Regions from separate parts of the Homo sapiens genome. Here region 2 is linked to region 1. Evidence: chromatin loops called from intact Hi-C (ENCODE). Cell type or tissue: B cell. All regions are shown on one strand.

Region 1 (8,000 bases):
CAGAGGATGGAATGGTAGTTTGCCTGTTGACTGTCATTGAGTCCTGGATAATCACATGCAAATGTTATCCATCTTAGGCTTTTTTTTTTTTTTTTTTTTTTTTTTTTTTACGATGCAGATAACAGAAGTCAAGGATCAGGCATGAATAAGCTACCCCACTAGTAAGGATCTTGAAACCCAGTAGCTGAGACTCCATAAGTTCTGTGAACTCAGTTTTCCTCTGGGTCATGTTCCTTAGGATATTTTTTTTCTGTCGTATTCAGGAAAGAAGCCTAGACTCCTTTGATTCAACACTAAACTGTTCACAGTAGTTATCCCTAGAATGAAATTGTAGCCGGGGAGACTGTGAAAGGGCTATTGCTTTTAATACTGTAAAAGGGCTACTACCTTTTAATGTTTCTATAGGGCTTGAATTTTTCATATCAAGCATGTACTCTTTTGGTAACTTTTGAAAATAATGTAATTTAGCTGCTATGATAAACCATTTGCCTTGCCCTGTGGCATGGACAAGAAACCTGTCCTATGCATTCCTGAGAAGATCTCTTCATTTTTGGTAAACAATGAAAAAATCCGGTCCTTAATGTCTCTTCTTTTTTCAGAATGCATTTGGATCCTTTCTGCTATTAGCTTTCTTAAACGTGATATGAATTGTCCTGCATCCCTGGTTTCTCTCTGTCCCATGAGTCAGCTGTTCAAATGTATTTTAAAACATTAATTTTTAAGTGAAATTAGAATACAGACCACACTTATTTATCCACAGTGCCTGGGTCTAGTGCCTGGTATAAAATCAACACTTTAAAATGTTTTGAAAAATGGCTGAGAACTCATATTAGTCAAGGGACTCCTAATGACCACGGAGTTGTTTCCATATGGCAGCCACTGCAGGTCTTCGGGGGTGGGAGGTGAGCCTTGAGTTCTTTAAAAGTCTTTCCCTGGGATGTCGACCCAGATACCAAATGCAGTTGGGAAGGGAAAGTGGTAGTCTGGCCAATGGTGTAAAATTAGGTGTAATATATGAGAATACAACTGCTTGTGTCCTACTTACCTAGTCATTGGGCAAGGCAGGTTAGGTCTGAAGGGGAAATTACTGGCCAGAATCTCAGCATTTTACTGCAAGCTTGAGAAACTGAAAACAAAGCAAAACAAAACATAATCAGTTTTTCCTTGTTGTGCTTGTTTTGACAATAATTTGTTTTGACAAACTGACACTCTTAAAGATGGCTTTTCTGATATTTTGTAAGGCCACTGCACTATCTGCCATTTAACATTTTAGAGTAACTTCCAAGTTTCACACCTCTTGAGCGCCTAGCCACTTTTTGCTAGCATTGCTTCATGTTGTGAGAGAAGAGACCACCTAATGTCCTGACGTGCAGTGGTGACAGTAGACACATTTAAGTCCAACCTTAGCCCTTCCAGTTCTGGTCCTGTGACCTTAAGTCTCTGAGCCTCAGTTTTCTAATCTGTCAAATGGTATTAATGATGCTAGCTGTCTCTAGAGCTGTTTTAGGGATTACAGGAGGTAATCTTTTTTTTTAAGCACAGGGGCTGGTGCATAGTAAAGACTCAATAAATGATAACCATTGTTATCATCATCAACATTAAAAGCTTATCAAAGAGGGCCAGAAGGACTTGGGATATGGATCCAGGAAATCTACCACTTTCAGGCCAAGTAATAATCATATTAATAAAACCAGTAGAGTTCTGCTGGGTCATTCTTCTGGGACCTCATGTTCTGTTCTTTGCAGTATTGGGAAGTGGGCAAGGAAGAGGGGCGTGGAGAATGGAGGTGAGGAAGGGGGCTGGGAAGGCAGAGGGAAAATGAGGGCTGCTGATGGTTGGTGGTTCAGAGGCAGCAAAGCCAGCAGTGAGGAAATGGGAATTACCAGGCACTGAGGAGCCCTAGTGCCAGCTCTTTGCTGACATAATTAATGAGGCTGTTGTGCCAAAAACGAGGCATGTTGTTAATATACAGACCTGTTGGGAGCACAAGGGAAATGCAAATAAAAATTTTGCCAAAAGAGGAGTGGGGTCAAATCAGCTCCAGAGGGCGACCACGTTGTCTATAAAACTCTAGTATATGGGAGGCCAGGAGACAGTATGAAGAAAAAGAGAGGAATTGATTTCAAACAGGATCAGTAGCTACTAAATAGTAGACTTTTAATATTCGTGTTTGCTGATTTTTCCTTTTGTGTCTATTTCTTTCAAAGTCTGTTCAGTTGGTGAAATTCACTTGATAATGAAGACTACTTAGGTTGGTGCAGAAGTAATTTAATTTTTTAAAAAAAGGCAAAAACTGCAATTACTTTTGCACCAACCAAATAAAATTTCAATGGAGTTTTAGCATTCAGGACTTTAATATACATTCCATAAGATACACAAGAAAAAAACCTGAAAGATTATTTTTATTTTTACTTTAAAGAGCTCTGGGCTGCTGAGAGGAAGCAGTCTTGAACCTATATAAAATTGTGATTTTTGTGCCTGTTTCCATCATAAAAACCAAAAATGATTATTGGTTTCTTATGTGTGTTCTCAATGGCGAATTCAATTTTTTTTCCCAAAGAGCCTTGTTGAATCATCCGAGTGAGACGTGGACCAAGGTGAAGGCGCCTGCGGGTGGCTTTCCTGTCCAGGGGTAGGCAGGAAATAGAGTCCCGGGCTGCCACTGCTGTCCCCTATGGGTGTGGCTGGGGACTGGCTGGGAAGAAAGCCAGCATCATTTGATGCAGTTGCTCTGGAAGGTCGCTGAGCACGGGCCCTGGCACCCACCTTCCCAAACACAAGCCCGGCCCTCGGCCCAGCGGAGAGTCTCGTACAGGGGACAGGGATGGCGATGCTGGTCCCACGGGAGCCAGGCCGGTGTCCCCAGGGGATGAGGGGTGGGGGGCAATACAAGGAGGTTACTTTGGTCTGTTGCTCCCGCTTTGTTAACCCATCCCTATGTCCTATCCCCTTCTTCCCTGGCTTTGCCCAAGCCGGGTAACGAGAAAGCGCTAGGAACCAAGTGGCTGTTGGACGTGGCCGACTGCGGAAAGGCCTGCTTTATTTCGTCGCAGTTCATTTATTTTCCTTTTCGTTCTGCCGGCTGCCACGTGTTTGGTAAGTTAGAGCACGAAACACTTTAAGATGGGCCTGTGGGGCCGGAGCAGAGCCGCAGAGCTGTGCAGGCGCGCGTGTGCACGTGCGCGCCTGTATGCCGCGTGGGCGTGCGCGCGTGCACGTGGGCCGTGTGCGCGCGCACATTGTTTCTGTCTCCAGCGGTTGGGAGCGCGCTGGCGTTGCCTGTGGGCTTGGGGCCCCTGCGCCGGGGCGGAGCGGGCAGCGAGGCTGGCGGGAGATGCTGGGCTGCTCTGGAGAGCGCGCAACCGGCGTGCTCACCCTGTTAAGGCTCCGCTCTTCGCTGTGCCCAGATCCACACAGGTAGCCTTCAACCGCCGCCCAGGGAAGTCAGTGCTCTTATTAGCTTCAATTTCCGGACGAGGAAGTGAGGCACAGAGAGGTTAAGGAGCCCAGCTATTAGGAGCCTTTGAACTCAGACAGTCTGGCTCCAGAATCTGCATCTTAACTCCATTACGCGTTATTTTTTAAACGCAGGCCCGCCCCCCCCCGCCCCCCTGGACTCCGGTTTGAAACGCATTGAATAATGAATCCTTTTCGCCTCCCTCCCTCTGAAATAACAGTTCAGTTCATCGAAAACCCAGAGGTAGCCTACCGTGTGACTCAGCGGCACGGAAAACATCAGAGTCATTGACTTTGGCGTGGCAAAGTGGGATCTCACACATGGTACTTTATCAAATAAAGGGCACTGGCATGTTAAACTGATTCGTAGCATCTTTTAAATGTGACAAAACATAAGCTTTGATCACACTTCTGATTTTTTTTCCCTGACTTTAAGTGATGCATTATAGTAGGAAAATACAGGAAAGGACAAAGAAGAAACTAAAAGTTCCCCATAATCTCAGCTCTCCACCCCATAATACTATACGTTGTTGAAAATCTAGTGATTTTTTTCTAAGCATATACTATCACAAAATTGATTAAAAGAAATTTAAAACAGTATCATAATGTACATGGTGTTTTATAATTTTTATATTTAATAATGCATCACGAACATTTCCCCATATCAAATATTCTACTACAAATGTTTTTAATGACTACACCGTATTTCATTATACAAATTTGCCATGACTTAACTTGTCACTAGCCTTATTTTTTGACTTTTCAGTTGCTCCCCAACTTTTGCTATTATAAATGATGGACACCAGAATGCAGCAATTTTTTATACACACTATTTCCTTGGGACAAATGGGATTGCCAGGTCAAAGATCATCACACTTTTAAAGGGGTCAAACTATTATCTAGAAGGGTGGGCTCAGTACACTCACCTCCAAGTAGAATAAGTGTGCCCGTTTTCTTTCTCAATTCTGGGTGTTATTGCTCCAGGCAATCTTTCTTAATAAACAAAATACAGCCTTCAAAAAAAATACCTCAGTTATTTCATTAGACTGTGCCAAGTTTCAAGAGAAAGACTTTATATGATTGCAGATACTTGAAACATTTGGGAAATTCAGTTTATTCAGATGCTCCCAGGACTGCACAAGACTCAGCAAAGGACGTGGTAAAATAAGGGCACTTTGGAAAAAGGAACTAGGAAAGAATTCTCAAGCCATTTTTTTTTTTCAGGGCAGAGAGATAGATGATGTCTCTAAAATAAAAAAGGAGGTATTAATTGCCTCTTTGGCTGGGTCTTTGACTCCGTGGCAACTTTCCCATTGTCAGGTCTGAAAACGTTGATGGTGCTGCTTGCCGCAGAGCTACTGCAGAAATATTCAAGGCAGCAAACCTGGGCAATTAGGGTTTCTGTTAATTTTCTTCCCCTTTCATTCTACCAGCTTCCCCTCCCCCTATGTCAGCTAGTTGGAGTGACAAATATTTAAAGTCAGCCTGTCACGCATGAGCAGCGCAGCTGTGTGAATGACTGATTTTCTTGACGTTCTAAACAGCTTTGTGTGTGCATGTGGAGACCTGCAGACCCCAAACCTGCCACCGTCTGCCCCACAAGACAACATTGGTTTGATATTTGAGGCAACAGTGGGGGGTCTAGGCAGGTGGCATTTTATGACCAGGAAATGAACGGACATATAATCTGCAGATGTTTTAGGAATAGGCATGTTTGTCACAATGACCTCTAGGTAAATTTCTGCAGTGACAAAGAGGAGACTTTTCAGGTGTGGTTTAAATTCCTTTCCTTGCACAGCGTGCTCTAAAATCACTTTTGCCTAAGGGACTGGAGACCATGATGTCCTTAGTGAATCTGAAAGATGCACTTGGACCCGACTGGCCTTTTTTCTCCCCACTCAGCGTTGCAGCAAGAGTAACAGATGTCTATTTAGGGAAGGCATGTTCTCTTTTTCTATGCAAACCGTGTTGCTAAAAATTCTCTTTTAGATGAATTATTAAACCCAATTTATGAAATAAGGACAATACAGATTTCCTCTGGAACTATTCTTTCTCTCTGATATGTGATACCCGTGTCTGCTGGTGGAGAAAAGCAAAGAGAATTTGAGAAGCCAGGCGGGGATGGGAGAAAAGTGAGATAAATAAATACAGGTTATTTTATAGCCCTAGAAATTCCCTGAATGTTTGGACCCCTTGGGGTCCATCTAGAATTCTTTAGCCATCATATAGAAACACACAAAAACGTAATTATTTTTGTAAACCTAGATTTCTTCTCATGGTCTAATGAAGTAGGAATATTTAACTTATCACAGTTCCTTTAAGAAACAGTACTGCTTTTGTTTGAGAACAGGCATTGATCTGTGTTTGGAACATCAAGGTGGTGCTTCTAAGGGAGAGAGTAGGTTATTCTTTTTTTATTCAAGGGGAGGTATTTTGTGTTGCTCTTGAAGGGGACTCAGCAGGAAAAAGTGGCTGGAAGAGCTGAGTGGACATAAAGCCACAGAGAGGTGCAGTGGCCCCTGGATGTCCTGAGGCTGGGGATGCCTGGGGCTCTCAGCTGGTTGTTTGGGTTATAAACTTAACGTGAGGTGGAAACCAGCATCACCTCTCTTATGAAATCTTCAGTAACATCTACTTTTTAAAAGCATAAAGCCTTTGCTAATGAATATTCTCCTTACATTTTTTAGATGAACTCTGTTATAGAATTTATATCCCTTTTTGCAATACATGAATTTTTATAGTAATTATGAAAAAAAAAATTTAACCGTTAACTTGAAATTCACACCTCAATGCCAACCTTAGATGCTGCCTCCGAGGAAATAACTTCCTGCCCGTTTTATCTGCAGTGCGGTCGTGGACCTGCAGCATCACCTGGGAGCTGGATAGACCTAGTGACTTAGTCTGTTCAGGCTGTTATAACAAAATACCTTACACTAGGTAATTTATAAACAACAGAAACTTATTGCTGACGGTCCTGGAGGCCGGAAAGTCCAAGATCAAGGTGCTGGCAAATTCAGTGTCTCGTTCAGTGAGGGCCCATTCCTCATGGACGGTACCTTCTTGCTGTGTCCTCACGTGGTGGAAGAGGCAAAGGGCTCCCTCAAGCCTCTTTTATAAGGGCACTAATCCCATTCATGAGGGCCCTATCCTCTTGACCAAATCACCTCCTGAAGGCCCCACCTCTCAATACCATAACATTGGAGACTAAGTTCCAATATGTGACTTTTGGGAGGACATCAACATTCAGACCATAGTACCTAGTGAATCAGAATCTGCATTGCAACAAGATTCTCAGATAATTCAGGTGCGTATTACAGTTTGCAAACTGCTGGTCTGCAGTCCCGGTTCTAAACTTGGCTGCACATTGGAATCACTTGGGAAGCTTTACAAAATATAGATTCCAAAGTCCCATTCCTAAGGATTCTAATTTAATTGATTTGGGGAGGCAGGGCTCCCAAACATCTGGATTGTGAAAGGCTCCCCAGGTGATTCTAATATGTGGTATATTTGAAAACCCCTGATTTCAGAACGCTTTCTTCTTCAGGTCATGTCTAAGCTCAGACACCTTGTGAGGTGCCTGGCCTGGCCACAAAGTCTGTGCTGCTTGGGAATCAAAGCTCGCCTACAATAGTAGTGCTCTGCGTTCTCAAAAACTTCTGTGTAACAAATTTTCACCATGAGACTCAATAGAGGATTTAAGCCAATAGCAGACAATCAGAGGAGCTTCCAGGATCACTCTTCTCTAGCACCTTGACCCCCATCTTCTGGTTTTGCAACCCCATGAGACTGCCTAACATGGTGGTCAGGGAAAGGGTGGTCAAGCTCCCTGGGTTCAAACCACGGCAGTGTGCCCTAACATAGATTACCTACCACTTTCAAACTCCATTTCCTCCTCTCTACTTGGGGTTAATAATAGTACCTACATCCTAGGGTTGTGAGAACAGGTCCAACAGAATGCAGGGAACCTACTTACCAGGACTTGTATTCAAGTAATAAGAATATATGCACCATGAGGACTAACAGAAGGAATAAAACCTAATTAACACTCAACTTTCTCCGCTGTCGGAAGCCTGCAGATGGGAATGGCAACAAGAAACAAGTCCATTCATGCTGCAGACACTTATAAACACTCAAGAATTGAAGGACCAGGAACCTCTGAAAGTTGGGGTAATTGGAGGAGCTGAAGGAAGAAGGTTTGATACGTCTGTGTGAAGAGTCGTTAAATCCCTGCCCAACACAACCTGAGCTCAAGGCCTTCCTTGCCCCAGCAGAAGCCTGAAGTTTTACCCTCCGAAGAAACTGATCCAGGCTGGCTTCCAACCCAGAGTTGCCAGGCACAGCTGGGGTAGAGGTGAGGCCCTGGACAGAAACAAGGTTAAACGAAATTTTGCAGCTTTACCCCCACTTCAGTCCTATTTCCCCAGTAGGCTCCCAGAATGCATTAGATTCCCCAGGCCAGAAACCAGAGGAAAGAGCAGAAATACTGAATTTTGGCGGAATCTTCCAAAGGAACAGCAGCAGGTCCCCTGCCTGATCATCCTCAG
Region 2 (8,000 bases), 150 kb before region 1:
CCCGGGGTAGGGATATAAGGACCAGCAATGAAGGACCCATTTCAATTCAACAAAAATGTATTGAGGCCTCACCAGGTGCAGGACACTGCGCTCAGCTTGGGGAGAGGCCGGCAGAGAGGGACAGAAGACAGACAGTGGTGTCAGGGCTGCAGCTCAACAGTGCTTAAGTCAGCTGAGCCCCTGGCATCGCACTGCACCGATTGAACAGCGAGGTTCTTTGCACACCATTGTTCCAGCAAGTCAAACGACTTACTTCTAAAGGTGGGGGCTGTGCCCTTTGAAAGTCCCAAGAAACAAATGGGCCCACTTTGGCTTTCTGCTCAGGATGGCCTGTTCTGCAGCACCTCGTGCTGACTGACTGCCCCTCTGTGACATGCGGCAGTGCGGATGTCACAGAAATGTAAAAATGCCCAGAGGGTGCCAATGTCCCCACCAAATGCTCTCTTCTCTACACTCCGGTAATCTCCACTTAGCGTGGTCCACAGAGCGCACATGTAGACAGACGCCCTTCCACCGTTAGCTCTTACATTTTCACATGTGAATCTCAGTGGTTGAATGACACGTTGATTTCTGAGTGGACTAAAGTTGATATTTGAAATTGGATTAAGCATTCCAACCTGTAAGAGTTAAGTCATCCTTAAAGTGTGAAGACTGAAAAATAACATTGAATAAAATTATAGATAAAATTCCTTTAAAAGCAGGAAAAATCTGACAAGAGCCAAAAGGGACTTTATATAATGATATGTAAAAATATTTATTACAAGGAAATAAAATAAAAATATCTACTTATTTACTCTAGTTTTAAAGAAGTTAGAGCAAAGACACAAGTTGGCCAAAATCATCAATTTTATCCCCAAATCAAATCCTCTTATAAAAACTATTACCAGAAGATCTCTGTTTAACATCTCTAAGCCCCGGTCAATACTTTGATGCCATCATGTTCTAATACAAGTGATGAACCTAGAGAGTCTCCTGGAATTTGCTGCTGTGGGGTTTAATCTGTATTAAAGTTCTTATCTTTGATGGAGAAAGGTTTGTGGGGGAAGCCCTGATCAAACCCGACAGTTCTGCCTACAGAACACCAATCAACTCAGTGCTTGGATCTGGAAGACATTTCACAGAACTGCAGAGTTTTTGCACTACTGAAATGACCTTGAAAACCCAGGCAAACAGGCTCCAAGGTAGAAAAGGCATCTTCCATTTGGGAAAGAAGAAATGCTTTGGCCAGACATTGCTCAGAGGTCAGAGGTTCATTTTTGGTAATCTCAGTTAAGTCCCTCACTAACAGGACCCCTCACCAAGGTGCTGTGAAGTCCCCAGTGGCTGGCTTCAAGTGTTGGTGGGGTAAGACCTTATATTGGTAGGTTGCCTGTGGGGTGACAGATTGAGAGCAGGTCATCACTCCCACCTATGCCCATGGAAGACATTACTAATCAATCAGATGCAACCTCAAACCTCCTAACACTGATCTCAGGCAGCAACTCACTTCTGCACACCCTACTGTGACAAGGAAAATCCCCCAGGCCAAACCCAGAAAGCAATTTCCTCATCAACAGCTTTTGGACCACAAGCCTAGGGTCACCGCTAAAGAAAGTCAATTACAAAAGCTTTGTGCTTATAGGTAGCATTCAGAAGTCTGCCATTAGTCATGTTTAGAATTCCAAGAATGGACTTGTATGAAGAAGGCTGGCTCAACAAACTTGGTAAAAATACCAACAAAACCCAATACACTGGGCCCTTTGTTTATCTGGGCTGTTCATACAGAAATGTTCCAATTCAGAAGTATTTACAAAGAACTGAAATGACCATTCACCAAAGACCTCTTGGGTTGCTCTAAAGTGATTAAAATGGAGGGACTGGCCACTAGAGATGACTGATAAAACTTGAATTATTTGCAAGCCAGAACCTTCCTGCCAAACTGCATTCCACAGATAACTAAGGAAGTCACACAGGGTCTAAAACTGCTTGTGTGGTGGCTGGCTCACCTCCTCGACCCCCGCCACAAGCCTCCCTTGGTTAATAAAGGTGGAACCCAGAGACCATTCTGAAGACTGCATAAGACCCTCCTACCCCTTTGATCCGGGGAACCTGATGCTTAACAGAGGAATGGGCATCTGAAGCTTTCCACAAACATGTCCATGCTGTTAACTGAACGGTATATAAAAAATGTGGATGCTAACAATACTTTTGGACCCCAGCTAGGTTGCAGAAATCTAGCAAGGTTTCTCCAGGTCCTAAGCCCTCCCCTATGGAGATGGAGCAGGTTTCACTGGTTACAGAGAATCAGCAGTGGACACCAGTAATCAGAAGATATCATTCACAGCCAGATTTTTTAGGCACAGTGCTGTATCACACAGTAACTTGAAACTAATAAGAGGTAATAACGTGTTAAAATTTTAAGAATAAGATTGGCTTCTAAAAATATCATTGCCAAGTCTACCCATATAATCACATCCCTTGCATTCCGACGAGCCTGCTGGAGTGGGAAAGGGGGTGAATTTTGGTGACTGCCAGGGAACTGCTCATGGTGGGCAGCCTACTTTGTCTATGCCATGGCCCTTAGTGGTTCCCATTAATCGTGTCCTATTAATACTGGTGGCAGTTACTAAGTACCTTCATGCTTTATTTTCATATCCAAGATGTTTGTTCTTAGTTTTGTTGGAATCAAAGGATACCCATGGAAGTTTATTTCACATGTCAATATTACCTAGTGCCTATGTCTGTGGTGGGGGTAGAGGGACAAGAATTTTCTCTGAAGCAGTCAGAATTCTTTTGATGGAGAACTTGGAACTGGAAGAAGTAGGTCATTGCTTGGCACAGCTGGTTACAGCTCAGCCTGGGGATCCTAAGGTCCCACCTGGCTGGGAGGACTTCCAGGTTCAGGTCAAGTCTATGCATCTTTCAAAGCCTTCTCCTCTCAATATGGTTTTCTCAGGTGTTTTTAGTACAGAAAGGAGAAGGCACTCCTGGTCTACCTGAATCATGGTGCATGTGGAGGCTGTAGTTCTGCCTGCAAAGCAGTTGGGTTTTTGGATTTACAAAGCAAGTGCAAGCAACAAGGGCAGACTTTCCAGGGGCTGAGTCTCAGAACTAAGAGGTCGAACCACCGAAAATGACCTTCACAATCATGAATCTATTGTCTTATTCTCACCCTTTGACAAGGAAAAATACACAGTGAAAAAAACTGGATTATAAAACACTGTTCAACATAATCATAATTTAGTAAACCAAAAATGTATGCAAATACTTATAGAAAGAATACTGAAACAGCAAAATATTAATGGTGGTCCCTTTGACTTTCTCCCTCTGCCATTTTTGGATATAGAATGATAACACTAGCTGTGTTGTACCCCCTTCAGGAAGTTCTTCACTCTATTATGCACATACAGAGGCTAACAATATACGGAAAATGTTACATCTCACACCCTTAGACTTCTGCAGGAAATAACCCAAGGGCTACCAAGTTCACACCAACATACCATACAATGCTGCAAGGAAGATTATCATACTTGATTGTAAAATTGATACTTAGTTTGAAGCCCTCTTAACATTTTCATCCATTCCACCAAAAATTAATCTTCTCTGTTCTATATTAATGGTGACTGGCTAACAAAGGAATCTCTACAATTGATTATAAAATTGATACTTAGTTTGAAACCTCTTAATATTTTCATCCATTCCACCAAAAATTAATCTTTTCTGTTCTATATTAATGGTGACTGGCTAACAAAGGAGTCTCTAAACTTGTTTGAGCACATGACCTCAATGGTAAAAGAGACTAATCATAACACAGACTTACGCATATTTATTCATAAAGTGGGTGCATGTATACTTACATGTTAAGTCCATTATCAAATGTATGAGAATGGAACTGTTCTAGTCCAATGGTCTGTATTTTTCCTGTACCACACTGGGTTATCTTGTGTGTGCCTGACTTTGGAGATCTAGAGTTTAAACACCAGAGAGAAAAAAGTGGCCAGCATAATATGGCTGATGTTAATTTGCTACCTGGGAGGCTTCCTGGGCAGGGATCCAGAAATCTCCACCATTCACCCCCTCGCATGCATAAGGGCTCCACCAGCCAGCACCTTGGAAACCCCCAACCAGATGTGTACAGTGGACTCAACCATCTGCACCTGGCAGGTCACCAGCAGGAACTCATTCTTTCCTGGGCTGAAAGTCCCTTCCCACAGAGAGGCTCAGGGTGGCTGTGACTGGGGACTTCACAGTTGGCTGAGGGCCAAGGAACCTCTGCGAATGAAGCACTTCCCTATTTTTTCATATGGTTTGTCTAGAAGATGACTAAATAGAAAAGCTTTGGTGATTCTTCTTTTTCTGCTCAGCACTCAAATATAAACAGTGGTCAGAGTAATAATAATCATAGGTTTTGGAATGTTTTCATAAAAATTTGATGTCAATTAGGACATTCAGGAAAGCTAAAAACACCTCGGTGTAATGCCACATCCAGATTTGCCTTTAAAATCGTGAATAAAAAATGCTGAGAATCTGCATGGTTTTCTAGTTCCTCCAAACAAGTTCTGAGTGACAGGGGATAGCTCATTAAGTTCAATTCTGGGGAGATTAGAAGTTTAAAAAATAATCAACCCTAAACTAATGTGACTCCAAAACCAAGTCTCATAAAATGTCTGTTAACCTTCAATTCCATCTTTGCCAAGTAGAAGCTCTAAGAGTGTCTGGGGTTCCCAGCACCTCATCTAACATCCAGTGCTAGCAGAAAGCAAGAACACAGTCCCTCTGCTGAAGAATGAATGAGCAAACGAATGATCACTTGATAGCCTGGAGTTCATTATTGAGGTACAGACGTAAGCCTATATGTTCTAGTGGTTTGTTTTAGAGGCTTTATTTATTTATTTATTTTTACTAGATGCTGGAAAGACAGATGAAAGTAATGATGCCTTCTAACTTCAAAGAGCTCACAGACCAGTGAGAAAAAAAGAAGGTGAGCAGAGAACATCAACCTAGGGTGCTCTCACGAGGGTCTGAACACGTTGCAGGAGGTTGTGGAGGAATGCTTAACATGGGTGCAGAAAGGTTTCGGTGGGGGCCTGGCCCTTGGGGCCAGGTAGTGATGGGTGAGGGAACTGGTCAGCCTGTGCAGCTGGGGCTGGAGGGCCATTCCCAGCACAGCAATCAGCTCGTGGGGTGCACAGAAGCACAGTGTGACTGGGAAGGGTGACAAGTCCAAAGTGCTTAGGCCCAAAGGAAAAGGTTGCCTGCCTGGGAAGCACCACGCAAGCTAAGGCATTTTCATTCTACCCTGCAGGCAGTGAGGAAACTAGAGGTGGTTTTAAGTAGGACACAGAGTCTCCTTCCTTACTTTTTTTTTTTTTTGAGATGGAGTCTCGCTCTGTCGCCCAGGCTGGAGTGCAGTGGCCAGATCTCAGGTCACTGCAAGCTCCGCCTCCTGGGTTCACGCCGTTCTCCTGCCTCAGCCTCCAGAGCAGCTGGGACTACAGGTACCCACCACCACGCCCAGCTAATTTTTTGTATTTTTAGTAGAGACGGGGTTTCAGTAGAGACGGGGCTTCACCGTGTTAGCCAGGATGGTCTCAATCTCCTGACCTAACAGGTGATCCGCCCACCTTGGCCTCCCAAAGTGTTGGGATTACAGGCGTGAGCCACTGCTCCTGGCCTCCTTCCTTACTTTTTTAAAGCATGACTGGATTTGAAAAGAAAAAAAAAGATTACCAATGTGAAAAAAGAAAATACCCAAAAATAATGTATCTGCTAAGATAGGTTAAAATATAATCTTTGTTCTTCTATATGAAGATATCAAATTCTAAATCATTAATAATGGGGCAGAATCACCTTTTAATTGATCAGAATTAATCCAGTGCTGAGCACAGCTATCTGGACATGGTGCACACTCTGTGGACATCTGTTATAGTGAACAATATGAGTTTAAGCTTTGGAGAGAACCAAGTTAAAGGGGTCTCACTTTTTATGGGTATCATAACTGAACACTACCTTGAGAAACTGACTACAGATGTCTAGAAATGTGTGCTGGATAATGTTTCAATGGAAACCACTGTATACAAAGAATGACTTTGATTTCTCAAGAAGAATATATGAAAACATAAAGCAACAAGTCCTATTATGTTAAAACCAGGAAAATAACAGCACCGTGCATGCTCATGAAATACCACAAAAACGACTTCTCTGGTTTCCCCTGTCCTTATAGCCATTAAGGAAAAGGCAGCATATTCCTCAGAGTTTCTGGCCCAGAAACCCACGCCTATTGGTTGGAATGACCTGCCATCTGCCATTCTGAGTGGCATGCTTCGGTGACACTAAGAAGGGAGGTTTGCATGTTGGCTACAGGGTGGTGAGGTTTATGGGTTGGAAATTACTGGAATTCTCTGCATGTTCTAGTCTGTAGGAAAGTAACAGGTAGGAACTCTGAGGAAGGTTTTCTCCATGCTGCAGAAAGGGCTCAACTCCATGAAGTCCCTATACCAAAAGCAGGGCTGTGTCTAGCGGCTGTGGGAGGCAAGAAGGTAGGAGTTACCCTTGGTAGGACTGGCCCATCATTTAATGTGCCCTGGACACATAGCCACGTGGGGAGAAGAGGACAGCTGGTGCTCTGCTCTCTACTGCCCGCTTCTAGGTACTCAGAAGCACCAGAGTTAGCTTCCTAACCCAGCGAAATCCCCTCATCATATCCAGCCCCAAACACTCACCCTGCATGTGCCAGCCAGCTGACTTTCATAACCTGCGTTTTGCCCGTCCAGATGTCAATGAAGATGATGTCAAGTGGATTTTTACAATCCTCAAACACTGGCAGGCTTCTTCCAAAATTCGCAAGTAAACATTGGAGGTAACTTAATGAAAGTTTGTTGCCTTGCTGCTTTGACATCAAACACTGGCCCTAAAGTCAGGCTTTGCTTTTATACGGCTACTTTGAAAATATAAATAAAGTTCTCTTCTACCTCCAGAACCAGAATCTCCCACCTGTACCCTACATGGAACAACTTGGAGCAAGGAGAGGAGGCTGAAATGGACAAAAGCTTTTTTTCCTGACTAAGAAATCCAAGATGGAACAAAAACCCAGTTGAGCACTACAGATTGAGTCAAGGACTCCAGTTTGCCCAGAATGGTGGGCTCCAGTCACAGAGATCACCTTATTCAGTGAGGGATCACTACAAGGTAGGAGGGGAAGACTTGAACTTCCAGAGAGTCAAGGGCAGACAGAGTTCTGCAATCCTGTCCAAAGCAGTAGCACGAAGTACCACAGCTGGAAAGCCCCTTACAAATAACGGTGCAGCCCTTTCATTTTACATATAGGCATATGTAAAATGCCTTCCTTCTTTGGGCCTCGGTTCCCTAATGTGACAAGTGACCAGGGCAGAGTACCGAGGATAAGAATCTTGGGTATCTTGGTTGTTGAATAATTCTTTTTACCAACACACCAAGCTGCTTCCAGATATGGATAATCACTTTTCACCTCCCAGCTCAGAGAATGCCTTTAAAACATATTCAAATCCTATGCAGTCTAAAAGCTTGACAAGAATTCTTGTTTTGGCAAGATTCATGAATTGATAGTCCACAGAAGAGCACATTCAAATGGCCAACAAACACAAGGAAGGATGCCCAACCTTAGGGGTTGTCAGGGAAACGCAAGTCACAGCAACGATATGCTATCGCTGTCACTCTTTTTAATTTTTACCAATCTGATAGGTGAGAAATCCCACTGCTGGTGGGTCAGGCTGGGTATGGCTCAACATCACGGGTGGAAATGTAAATTCATTCAATTATTTAAAAAGCAATCTGATGACATAGGTTTCCACTTAAAACACACAGTCCCTTACACTTGGATCTCACCTCTGACAGTCTTTCCTTTGGTAGACACTGTTGGGTTGGTTTCCTACTCAGCATCCATTTCCCCTCTCCTCTAACAGAAAGCTAGCTTTCTTATGTATCCATCCCTACCCCCTACACAACTCACCCGATCTTCACCTACAGCTTCTCCCAAGGACCTA

The links. Hi-C counts contacts between places; a loop is a spot of excess contacts. Peaks named below come from ENCODE experiments on the same cell type or tissue, not always from the same donor. Only the 100,000 strongest peaks of a DNase experiment are listed, where the experiment ranks them.
Region 2: a loop joins it to region 1, with 5 times the contacts of the local background. A loop is called at or near these places in 2 of 110 quality-filtered maps.

Annotation. Positions count from the first base shown.
Region 1 is chr3:43,889,651-43,897,650 of GRCh38, reverse strand. The region is part of intron 1 of LOC107986081 (a long non-coding RNA gene); the gene reads left to right. Among named protein-coding and RNA genes, the nearest start is that of ABHD5, 200 kb to the right of the region's middle. In B cell, no CTCF peak of the experiment used is centred here; DNase peaks (open chromatin) are centred at 3,290 and 4,910; H3K4me3 peaks cover 2,138 bases; H3K27me3 peaks cover 675 bases.
Region 2 is chr3:44,042,227-44,050,226 of GRCh38, reverse strand. All of the region lies in intron 2 of LOC124909489 (a long non-coding RNA gene), which reads right to left. Among named protein-coding and RNA genes, the nearest start is that of MIR138-1, 68 kb to the left of the region's middle. RefSeq lists an enhancer at 4,005-4,244. In B cell, no CTCF peak of the experiment used is centred here; DNase peaks (open chromatin) are centred at 4,176 and 7,276; H3K4me3 peaks cover 479 bases; H3K27ac peaks cover 2,659 bases.